Regions from separate parts of the Homo sapiens genome. Here region 2 is linked to region 1. Evidence: chromatin contacts called from ENCODE Hi-C or POLR2A ChIA-PET data. All regions are on one chromosome and are shown on one strand. The core of a region is the stretch at or near the end of the contact, and the rest is flanking DNA. Distances in the headings are between cores, read along the strand shown.

Region 1 (5,630 bases), core at 2,996-5,495:
GTGAAAGGAATTTAATAGTCTTTTCTAAGGTCACAAATGGCTCAGTGGTGGGATGATTAATTCACACCCATGTGGGCGTCAGGGGACTAACATCCTATTTCTCTTCTGAACTATATTATCCAGGAGACCTCCATAGGCCAAAGGCTTAGGAGAATTCCTGATGTCTTCTCTTCTCCACTGCTGGGTGGTGATGTTATCCATCCAAGAAGATAAAAATCATAGAATATTTTTTTTCTATGATATTCATTCATTTTTGAATGAATCTTGGAGATACTTTAATGCAGCTTTCTTCTTTCTATAGATAAGCCAGCTTATGCCTCTGAAAGGTTATCCAAAATCAGGCACACATGATTAAGAGCAAAATAGGGACCACAACGCAAGACTTCTGGCTCTTCTACTACAGCAACTGAAAGCAACAGTGAACATTACTTCATTTATGGTGTAATAAAACCAACTTCAAAGTCCATTTAGGCCCAGATGACTCTTGGTCTCATGCTTGACACTTCTGTTACCTATTTGAGGCTTACTGTTCAAAATATTCATAGACTGTACTTAAGGTACCATGTGTTCCTTCTGGTAAATCAAAAGTAGTTTTTATGTTATATTTAGGGGCAGATTTCATCTACTAGCATAAAACATTATGATAAACTCTCCCCACCCCCTAACAAAGGCATTTCATTCCACATGTCGTGAGCAACTGCTTGCAGAGAACATGCACCATGTGAAAAAGTAATTATTGCCTTGCCTAAGGAATGAAGCTGACTCTATCAGCATGTCCAGGCTTTTGCAGATAAGTGAGCAAAACCATGGCTTACTAAGAACACTGCAATTTTTTTTTAACCTTTTGAAAATTCATTCTTTTCTAATGATTAGTTATGGGGAAAAGTGAGTTAAGTACTGCTTGACAGTTTGCTCTATAGAAGCTCTGTAATATCACCTCTCCTAGTCTTCTTTGATATAGAACCAACCATCTGTATCGATGACTTCTTTCCCTCTTTAATAAGTTGTAAATTGAACAGCATAATTCTTCCCATGTCCAAGACTAGTCAGCCAAAATACTGTGTTCGGAATTTGGCTGGCTGTATGTTATAACTTGTCTGTCATCACTTTCTTTCATTACAGCCCTGTGGTTGGTTTTTGTAGACTTTAAGGATCCGTTCGCTAGTGATTCATTTCATTTGGGTATATGCTACATGTTATTCTGTGCTTGTGTTAGACCAAAATGTCACATTCCACAAGTGTGTCCAGATGATCACTAAGCATTGGAAAGGAGTCAGTTTTGGAGTTGGCCGAGCTTCCTTCTATAAGACTTGTCTTTCAACAATTGATAAGGTTGATCAAATCTTTCAGCTTCGATCTGTTGTGTCCTTATTTCATAGAAATGGCCCATTTTTGAGTCTTAGAGTTTACTCTCTTTTTACTTGTGAATATATCTGAAATGAACACTTACTAAGACATAAATTCCAGTGAAAGAAGGGTCTTTCCTTTTGATTATCCTCTTTTAGAACTCTCCAGAAAAGGAATGGACAATCTTTTAAAGAGAGGCCTCTTTGTTAGTGGAAGTATTTATCAAGAGAATGGATTTCCACGTTAATCAGAGATTGCAATAGGAACTTCCTAAAACTCCTTCTGAAGTTAAGATTTCTTGAAACTCTTCTCAAACACTTGGTTTAATGTAGGGGGCGGCTAGAGGAAGTTGAATAAATATAAAGAGCAAGTTTTTGTTTTGTGATCATTATTTTTAGTTTTACTTGAAAAAGTAAAGGTGTTCTTCATTGGTTTTTGTTGAAAGAGTCCTACAGGATAAGGCTTTTGTTTTGGAACAAGAGAAGAGCGGTTGAGCTTGTTTGGTGTGTGGGAAACAATTTTAAAGTGTGACAGATATTTCTGTAGCAGATTCTTCTGCAGCAACAGCCAGAGACTGGTTTATTGTTTCAGTAGGGAAGTAGGTATCTAAGTCAAAGGTAAGATGGGGCAGATATGCAGATTGTCTCCTCATCTATTTACGAGGTAACCTTTTTCTAAAGCCAGAAAAAAACAGCTAATCGTTGCATCTTCTGGTTGAGGTGGTAAACAACTCAGTTATCAACCGGCAGAGCATAGCTGTTGGTTTATAATTCAAGTCAACCGTGCAGGAAGGAGGGAAGTAGAGGAGATGCAGTTTCATTTCCCATTAACTCCCCTGACCTGAATTAAGGTGGGAACTGAGGAGAACATCTGTAAAAATAACAGCATGCAAACTGTACAAGGACAGGGCCATGCCCAGTTAACCCGCTGTTTGAGGTCTAAATACTTTTTGGTTATTGTGCAATATGAGTAAAACATCCTCAGAGATGAATCATAGCTCTAGAATTTTAGATTATCACTGCATATGACAATATAAAAAAATCCATGCTCCATTACACCAATTTAATAAAGCAATGTGGCATCTACCTGCCTGAACACCAAAGACACGCAACCTTATGAAAAGAAAAAAAAAATCCAAATATTCATTCTTAGAGAATCACGATTTCATTGACTGGATCAGTGTCGGCTGCCTTCAGTATAAAAACAGGACAACTTTGAATATATCAGAGACTCTCCAAATATCATCATGGAGATTTACTAGGAGCCTTCATAAATATAGTGAGTAATAAAGCAATTTCTAGGGACTATATAGTAATCTTGAATTCTGTGATTCATATAAATGTGAATTATTAATAGAAAATAATCAAAATGATTTAATAAAAGTACATGTGTTCACATAGAAAGGGGGAAGAGAGGCCGGGAGTGGTGGCTCACGCCTGTAACCCCAGCACTTTGGGAAGCTGAGGCGGGTGGATCACGAGGTCAGGAGTTTGAGACCAGCCTGGCCAACATAGTGAAACCATGTCTCTACTAAAAATACAAAAATTAGCTGGGTGTGGTGGCCTGTGTCTGTAGTCCCAGCTACTAGGGAGGCTGAGGTGGGAGAACCCCTTGAACCTGGGAGGTGGAGGTTGCAGCAAGCCGAGACCATGCCATTATACTCCATCCTGGGAGACAGAGTGAGACTCCGTCTCAAAAAACAAAAGGGGGTGGGGGGTGGGGAAGACAGCACTGCTTAGATATTAGAAAAAATCTGAGATTTCATTGCTTTTTCTATAAGTTATAAGGTGATACCATGGAACTGTGGGCAAGTCCCTCAACAATCTAAGCTTCCATTTCTTGATCTCCAAAACAGTGGCACCGAGGTTTGCCTTGCTTACTGCCTTGAGAAGTTCAGGAGAGACAGTGCTTGTGAAAGTGTGAGTCAATTACTATTTGTTTTCTTGCATGTGGCTTGTAAGGAAGTCAGATAACATAAGAGAAGTGAGTGACTGAGTGTTAAAGTGAATTACCAAGGATGCTGGAACTTGAAATGCTTTTGTGTGTAGCAATGCAGGCCGAGCTGCCACGTGCTATCCTGTGTGTCCCCGCTCTCCCCGCGTTGCAAGCCCGCAGAATGCCCCGCATCCACTGAGCCGTGGCCAGCCCTACGGTGGGCAAGCCTATCAAGCGCAAACATTGGGAGGGTTCTGACTCTCAAGTGTCTTACAGAAAATAGAGCCAGGAGCTCCATCTGGCACTCCATTTGCTAAATGTCCCATTGATGTCAAACGCCAGGAAATGTGGCTGTTTAAAATCCCAGGGAATAAGATTTCCACTCAGCAGCTTTCTAATGTACGCGCAGCACTCTGCGAAGCAAAAGCCCTTGCTGAGCAGTCTGGTCACAGCCCCTTACACACAAGCTCTCTGGGCCTCCACTAAGAAGTACAAAGACACAGGGCAGAGGAAAATGGACTTATCAGCTCCAGTGGCTTAAAATATGCCGGATGCCAATAGAGGGCACTGTTGCATATCCACAAAAGCCCACGCTCCGCAACCTAGCAAGACCACCAAAGCACTCACCTCCTTCCACACTCTGGCTGCAGTCCTAATGATGAACAGGAGCGATTAAAGTGGCAATCCCACAAAACACGGCTTCTGGTCAAAGTTCATGACTGCTTCATCACCACTTTGATATTTGCAAAGGGGCTTCATGATCATTTTCAGTCCTGAGTCATCTCCAGTACTTTTCTGCAGAATGCTAGATCTCTTAGCTTCACTTTTCAGAAGACTGAAATCCAGAGAGGTTAACTAGATGACTTGAGCCCATTCAGTCCAGAACTAGACAGAGATAGAAAACTCAGGGTTCCTGAATTCTACGCTGGAGAGTTTTCAGAACGGTGCATTGCGAGCTTTGAATGAAAAACATCAACAGCCTGCATCCGCTCTTGACTCTTTAGGGGAGGTTGTATGGCTTGGTGATTAACTGGGACTTCACAGGCAGGACTCCTGTCCCCACCACCTCCTAATTGTCGTTTATCCCAGTGGAAGTTGATAACTGATAACCAAACCTGCAAGTGAGGCCCATTCTGCAGCCCAAGAAGGAGTTAGGGAGGGATAGGAAACAGACACATAAAATCAGGCCAAATAGTGAAACTGATTGGAGTGCTTTGGGGTATCAATGTTGTATCCTAATTGTCCTTTATCACAGTGGAAGTTGATAACTGGTAACCAAACCTGCAAATGAGGCCCATTCTGCAGCCCAAGAAGGAGTTAGGGAGGAATGGAAAACAGACACATAAAATCAGGCCAAATAGTGAAACTGATTGGAGCGCTTTGGGGTATCAATGTTGTATCCTTCAGCGATCCCTCTCAACTATTAGTTAACTGAGAACAGATTGCCCCGAACTTGGGAGCTGTCAGATCTGTTTCTTGCACTCTCCCACCATTGACCCCTGACTCCTACAGAATCTCATTTTGCATCCCACATTCTGAAGGCATTGAATCATTTTTTTTGGCTAAGCACATGTTGGCTCTGGAGTCGCCTATATACAGAGTCTTTGCTGCTGCATTTGAGGCCTGGTGACATGTTATATTATGTAATGTTCTGGCAGTTAAGGAAAACTCACGCCCTCCCTGTTATGTATGAAGTGTCATCTCTAAAGCAGAGACTATTTCTTGCAAAATGGCATTGATAAATGGATAAACGAAACCAACTGACAACATCCCCGTAACAATGCAGTATCCTTCACTGCCAGTTTATTTCTAGAACACCATTAGGCAAAAAAGAAGGCTTTGTGGCCTAAGTAGGTGTTTTCATATATTTCGGAATGACAAATTAAGACGACAAGGATTTTCAGTCAGGCCATGACAGTAAATGTGCGCTTGTCACTTGTTGTAATGCTGTCCGGCAGGCCATAAGGGCCAGGCTTTACTGCATGGCACATTGGGGAGCCAAATCTCTCTGGTGGCATCTTTCTGTCTGGCACCTCACTCAAGTTAGAAAACTCAACCTAGAAAAGACTGTTGGTCCCTACATGGGCAAGTGTTACTTTCGCTATTACTAAACCCTGTGCCAGTCTTGGGGCAGTCGGAAAGGGTGGAGGAAAACAGGGTGCTTTGATGGCTCTGGCCTGGTCTCAAGTGACACACCCTAATCTGAAGGGTTTGTGCCCACATCCTCTCCGCTGCAGCTGGGTGGCTGTTGGCAATCACCTTTGCAAGCACTTGTGTGTACCATGCCAGCGGTTGCTCGTGCCAATTAGAACTCAGCTGGATCTTGATATAAATGGGCCATAGGCTAA
Region 2 (5,806 bases), core at 264-2,763, 140 kb after region 1:
AACATTTCAGAGGACGCTGTCCCCCAAGTCTGGGTCCTGGCATGAGAAGATACAGAGCAGACCCCAGCTGGCCCAGCCATAGAACATGGCATAAGCAAGAAGAAAACCCTCTAGTTTTTGGGGTTTGAGTTACCTTGCTTCTCCTGATCATGTTTTCTCATTGGCAAAAAGAGATGGATGATTTGAGATTTTTTTTTCTTCTGGGGCAATCTCAGATTGTGTCTAACTCCAAAGAATGATGTAAATCTGTTCTGTTCACAAATGCTTTGTGAGAGGCCATGTAGTCTTAGTGTTTTTACTGACAAGAGAATTGCCTTGCGCAGAAGAATTGCTACAGTTGCAGTTTCAGAGCTCCTGGAAGACCACCATTTCTACCTTAGTGAGAGCTCCCCACATTACCAAGAATGGGACTACATTACTGATACGGGAGTGCTGGGAAGGCAAGAGCGCGGTCCCTTTAAATGGTACAGAAGGGGGAAGGGAAGTGCAGGGTAGAGAAAGGAGAGTCCCTGGCTAGGGCTCCACCCCCACGGACCAAAGTGAAGACAGGTACTCCTGCTTTCCCGCCTAAATGTTGCATTTTCCAAGACCACCATGGCCCACCACGCCCCCATCCTGGGCCTTTAATAACCCGAGACCCTAGCGGGCAGATATACAAGCGGCTGGATATCGTGAGGAACACATTGGGGGAAGAAGGCACAAGTGGCTGATCGTCGAGAGCCCACCGGTAGAAGAGCACACCAACAGGCACAAGCACAACGACGTGGAGTTTGACCGGAGCTGTTGGAGAAGAGTCCAGGAGAAAACCATCTCCCTTCCGGCTCCCCCAGCAATAAAACCTTGCACGCATTCTCCAAGACCACGTGTGATCCGAATCTTCCCGTACACCAAGGCAAGAAACCCTGGGATACAGAAATCCCTCTGTCCTTGTGATAAGGAAGGGGGTCTAATTGAGCTGGTGAACACAAGCCGCCTATAGACGGCAAAGCAAAAGAGCACCTGTAACACGCGCCCACTGGGGCTGCGGCTGTAAACATTCAGCCTTAGACACTGCCGTGGGGTCGAAGCCCCACTGCCTGCCCATCTGTATGCTCCCCTAGAGGTTTCAGCAGCGGGGCACTGAAGAAGCGAGCCACACCCCTATCGCACGCCCTGTGAGGGACACAAGGAGACCTTTCCTGTTTCATTACCATGCAAACATGCTTAGTGCTGCAAAATGTAAGCTTCCCCCGAGAGGCACATCTGTCAATCATACTGAACTGCCTGTTGGTTTGGGGATGTGGGAAAACAAGTTACCAAGAACTATTTTGACACTGGCAAACTCATTTCATTTCTGTCTTAATCTAGAGATGGATTCAGCAATCCCAAGGTAGACGTCTCATCTTTTCTCACTCTCTACATATTTCTCAGTGTTGGAGGTTAGCGTGAGTTCAGTCTCCTGTAATAGGCCATTTCACTTTAAGTGTATGTTAAACTAATATTGACCTTTCCAAAGTAAAACAAAATCTGCTATTTGTGCTCAAAAGACTGAAGCAGCAATAGATGTGGAAAGTAGAGGATTAATCATCTTGTGGTTTTTTTTTTTTTTCTTGCTTAGAAACTCTCTCTGGGAATTAGTCATTTTATATCTAGCAATAAACGTAAGACAGGATCTGACTATTCTCCTGAAAAGGAAGCCTGGATCCTTCAGCAAATAATCTTTTGTATAATTTGCCCACAGTTTAACCCACAGATCCAGCTATGGATGTTTCATTTAACAGTGAGTGAAAAACTCAGGACTGTCAGCATCAGGCCTTTGGGTGGGAATACCCAGATATCAAGGTTGGGCAAGTGGGCATTAGGAGTGGTGCCGGCGATGAGAGGGGGTAGATTAGACGGCTGGAAAATGGGGTCAGCGGTGGGGATGTGGGGCAGACGAGGTGTCTGTGGGGATATGTAAGTGACAGCAGGAAGGGAATGCCAGAACAAAGCGAGGAAAGCAGAGGTAGCATCACTAATGAAGACACAAATATGTACATTTCATGCCTAAACATGGATATCTCGTCAATGGAGAGTGCCTTCAACCAAACCCCCTTCTTGGATGTGTGCTATATAGACCTACATGGAAAAACACACTCCAACCTTTCCTTCCCTTCTCCTACCCTGAACAAACAGAAACCTATTATTGGAAACAATTATTTCATACACGTCTATAAACAGGATTCATATATTTCATCCAGGAAATAAAAACATGTCAAAATAGGAAGCCCATTAACAGACAGTGTGTAGTTGGGAAAAATCAGATCTTGGAGCTGTTATCAAAGTGAGACACTTGTAGTCACATTCTCGGAAGAGTAGTATATAAGTATCTGAGAAGATAAATGCGTTTTCAGGGATGTCATCTTGGGCCTGCTTTTCTCTGATCGTGTAGCGATGGGCTCATTTTGCAGTGATTTATACCTGATGGCCGTGAACCTATCTTCTCTTGCAGTGATTTATACCTGATGGCCGTGAACCTATCTTCTCATTGGAGGCCATTTGGCACAGTACCACTTTCTTTCAACAACCTCTCTAGATGGTCAAAAACTTATTCAATCCTAGATAGGCTTGATCTTATGCTGCATACCTGTATCCACTCTCGGTAGGAATCCTCTCCGGGAGTCCACCCATTCTCAGGGTAGTTCAGGCGGGAGCGCTCTGCAGACCAGTTGGTGCTATACTGGGAAGAAGCTGTGATCTGGTCAGAATGAATTTCTCCTGATTCCATGCCCAGAGCTTCCATACATTTGAAATCTGAAGGGAAAAACAGGGCCCACAGTCATCAAAATATAGGGGATTTAAGATGCATTTTTCTTTTTTAACTTGATACACCAAAGAGTTCTTTCATTCAAAATTCTTTAAAAAGATGGTAGTAAGGGACTTATTGGAATATAGCACTGATACTTGGATTTTCATGGCAATATTTAAAAATATTATGAAGATCATACAGTGATTAATAATTTTCCCAAGTGGACCTAGGTTGACAAAAAGACTATTTGAAATTTACCAGGAAATGATGAAAATTCTGATTTATTTTCACAGTTGAGTGTGTGTGTTTGTAACTATCTGTGACTCTACCTGTCATATGGGTACACACAAAAAGTTGCATTTAAAATAAAATTTTTGTATTAAATTATTTCTTTTAATATCGAAGAGAATTGAAAAAAGACTCTATGTCTAGTTACAATTCATACTCAATGGATGGTAGAACTTAACTCCCTGTCTTTCAGATTCTACTATTGGCACCCAGACCACCTCTTCCTGACTTCCATTGTTCTTATGCCCCACCTCTGGCCTGCATGACTATTAACATAATTAGTTTATCAAAACACAGTTATGCATTGGGGGTAAACTGCACTGTCACACGGCCCCAAAGCACCACAGTTTTAGAGCATAAAATCATAATGCTCACAACAGTGAGCATAAGAATGATTGCTTTGTTTAAAGAAGCACATTAGGTGGACATGTCCCTGGAGGGAGGGGCCTTCAGCAGGGACGTGGTGTTTCAAGGCCAGTGAAACATCAAAATCTATATTCTCTTAGGCCTAACATCCTCAGTTTGATGATACTGGGAATATGAGCTTTCAGTTTTAGGAAAATGTTTATCCAAAGTACACAAGTGAAAAAAAGCTTTAGAGATTAAAGGGAAGATTCTCAACCATCCAGAAAATCTCAACTAACCAAAATTCCCCATTTTCTGAATTTTCTATCAATAACAGATAAGGTTTTAGGGCATACAAGGTTTTCTTGCAATGGCTTCATATTTTTAAGCTTAGGTTTGTTATTTGTAATATAACAATTATTTACAGGCACAAAAATACATAAATCAATTAAATAAAATACAAATCAGATTTTGAAATTTCACTGGCCTCTTTATTTTCCAGTGAGATCTGGTGTAGAAGATATGAGCATATCTGTAGAATACCTCTCCAAACACCCCCTGTCCTCTCCCTGTGCTACTTTACAGCCTGGCAGCTAGAGCTGATAATTGCACAAACAATTTTTTCTTTGTTCTTTTTTGTTGTTGTTCTTGAGACTGGGTCTCACTCTGTCAACCAGGCTGGAGTGCAGTGGCATGATTATAGCTCACTGCAGCCTTAAACTTTGAGGCTCAAGCAATCTTCCCATAGCTTCCCAAGTAACTGGGACTACAGGCACAATCCCCCATGCCCAGCTAACTTTTCAATTTTTAGTAGAGTCAGGTTCGCATTATATTGCCAAGGCTGGGCTCCAACTCCTGGCCTCAAGCAATCCTCCTGCCTCGCCCTCCCAAAGCACTGGGATTACAGAGTGAGCCACCAGTCCTGGCCTTATTCTTTGTTCTTTCAGATTTTTTTTCTTGGGCCTTTAAAAGAGCTAGAGACCACAAAAACTTTGAGGAAGGGTTGAGTTAGCTGAGTTTTTTCATAGAATACAAAAAACATACTGGCTTCCCCCAGCATCTTCCACAACCAAACCACTGTGCATTTCCCATACTTCGTGACTGCTCTGTCGGTGAACTACTTTAGATTTGTTCTTATCATCTGGGATAGATGCCTGTCCTCTTATGATGCTCAGCCTTGTATGCATTTGAGGGTGCCAGGTAGATGCTCTAGTCACATTTCATTGTTTCAAGGCACTATTTTGCCATTTCCTACTTTCTCCCATAATTTCAGAGGCTCCCAAGCAGGCTTCTCACCCACAATTTTATGAAGAAAGCACACCAAACAGTTCTTCCTATTGATACTCATAAAAAAACATTTAGAAGAGAAAAACAGACAGCTGGCACCCCAGTTCACAAAACATTTCTTTAGTGCTTCATGTGGCCGCAGGTGTGTGAGCAGGAATAACATTGAGTATTTACCACAGGGCTTTGCAAAATGAATAAACACTGACCTTCTGAGACACTGCTCTGCAAGACACTGTAGTTTGCTGAGAAACCTTCTTTTGCTATCGCGCTGTCGGTGTAAAAAACCATGGAGAGAATGCCCGATGAGGATCGGATTCGACCTGGTGTTTTCTGTCCACAGTAACGCCCAATGTGAGGGCCAACTGGAAAGGGAGGAATACAGACGATGTCAAAATGTCTTTTCTCCTGCAGCAGATGCAAGAATTAGCATTTACAAAGATGGGCCCCAGTAGAACCCAGAAGTGTTTTCTAACCCAAAGCAAGGCTTCCCTAAGTTAATTGGTTTGCTGTGAACATATTGGATTGGGTTTGCGGAGAAGATTTTAAAGTGTACTCAGAAGGGCAGTAACAGGCATAACCGCATTCCCCAGTGAGCAGAATTGTTTTCAGGAACAGAATCAAAATGCTTGCTTCAATTGCAAAGAATGAGATTTAGGCTATTGAAGTGGCACCTTGGTACCCACTGGCAGGGCAAATCTGTATACACAGCTCAGCGCCAAAAGATTCCTGCTAAGCTGTGGTCACTGAGGTTTCTGAGTTACCCGTCCTCGCCTCTCTTGCCCTAGGGGGAGATTCTGGGGATGCTGATGTCCAGGGAACCCTCTGGTCTGATCAGTCCCAGGGGTCTGATCCACGATTGACCTGCAATTGGCTTCCTCATGCTATCTTTTAGCCCTGGATTCTTATTATGATAAACATAACAGGCTTGGACAAAGGACAATGGATTATGTCCTACTCAGGGCTTTATGTGAAGACAAATCATTGTAACCATGTAAAAAGTTGGAGACTACATATACCAATAATTTATACATAATGGCAACTTATAATCTAAATGAAATAAAAATGCATCTGTCTGACTTCTGTCCTAGTTTCTTCTCTCCTAAATCTGAGAGGTGACTT

The links. Hi-C counts contacts between places; a loop is a spot of excess contacts on that map. ChIA-PET counts read pairs that join two places held with the same protein, here RNA polymerase II (POLR2A). Pooled maps may share reads with other maps.
Region 2: a loop to region 1 is called in a pooled map, with 4 times the contacts of the local background. The contact joins the enhancer-like site here to the promoter of IATPR in region 1. A Hi-C loop is called at or near these places in 9 of 50 pooled maps. POLR2A ChIA-PET finds 5 or more read pairs at or near these places in 2 of 52 experiments (T-cell and activated T-cell).

The regions. Positions count from the first base shown.
Region 1 is chr10:33,112,562-33,118,191 of GRCh38, forward strand. It overlaps IATPR (ITGB1 adjacent tumor promoting lncRNA), which reads right to left and starts at 4,246. Exons shown (of 3, transcript NR_160030.1): 1 at 3,910-4,246.
Region 2 is chr10:33,251,423-33,257,228 of GRCh38, forward strand. NRP1 (neuropilin 1) reads right to left here. Exons shown (of 17, transcript NM_003873.7): 5 at 4,894-5,049; 6 at 2,606-2,772. Among named protein-coding and RNA genes, the nearest start is that of NRP1, 80 kb to the right of the region's middle. Within about 2 kb of position 1,514, at least 5 of the 41 ENCODE cell types and tissues checked have a DNase peak (open chromatin) inside an H3K27ac peak, as active enhancers do.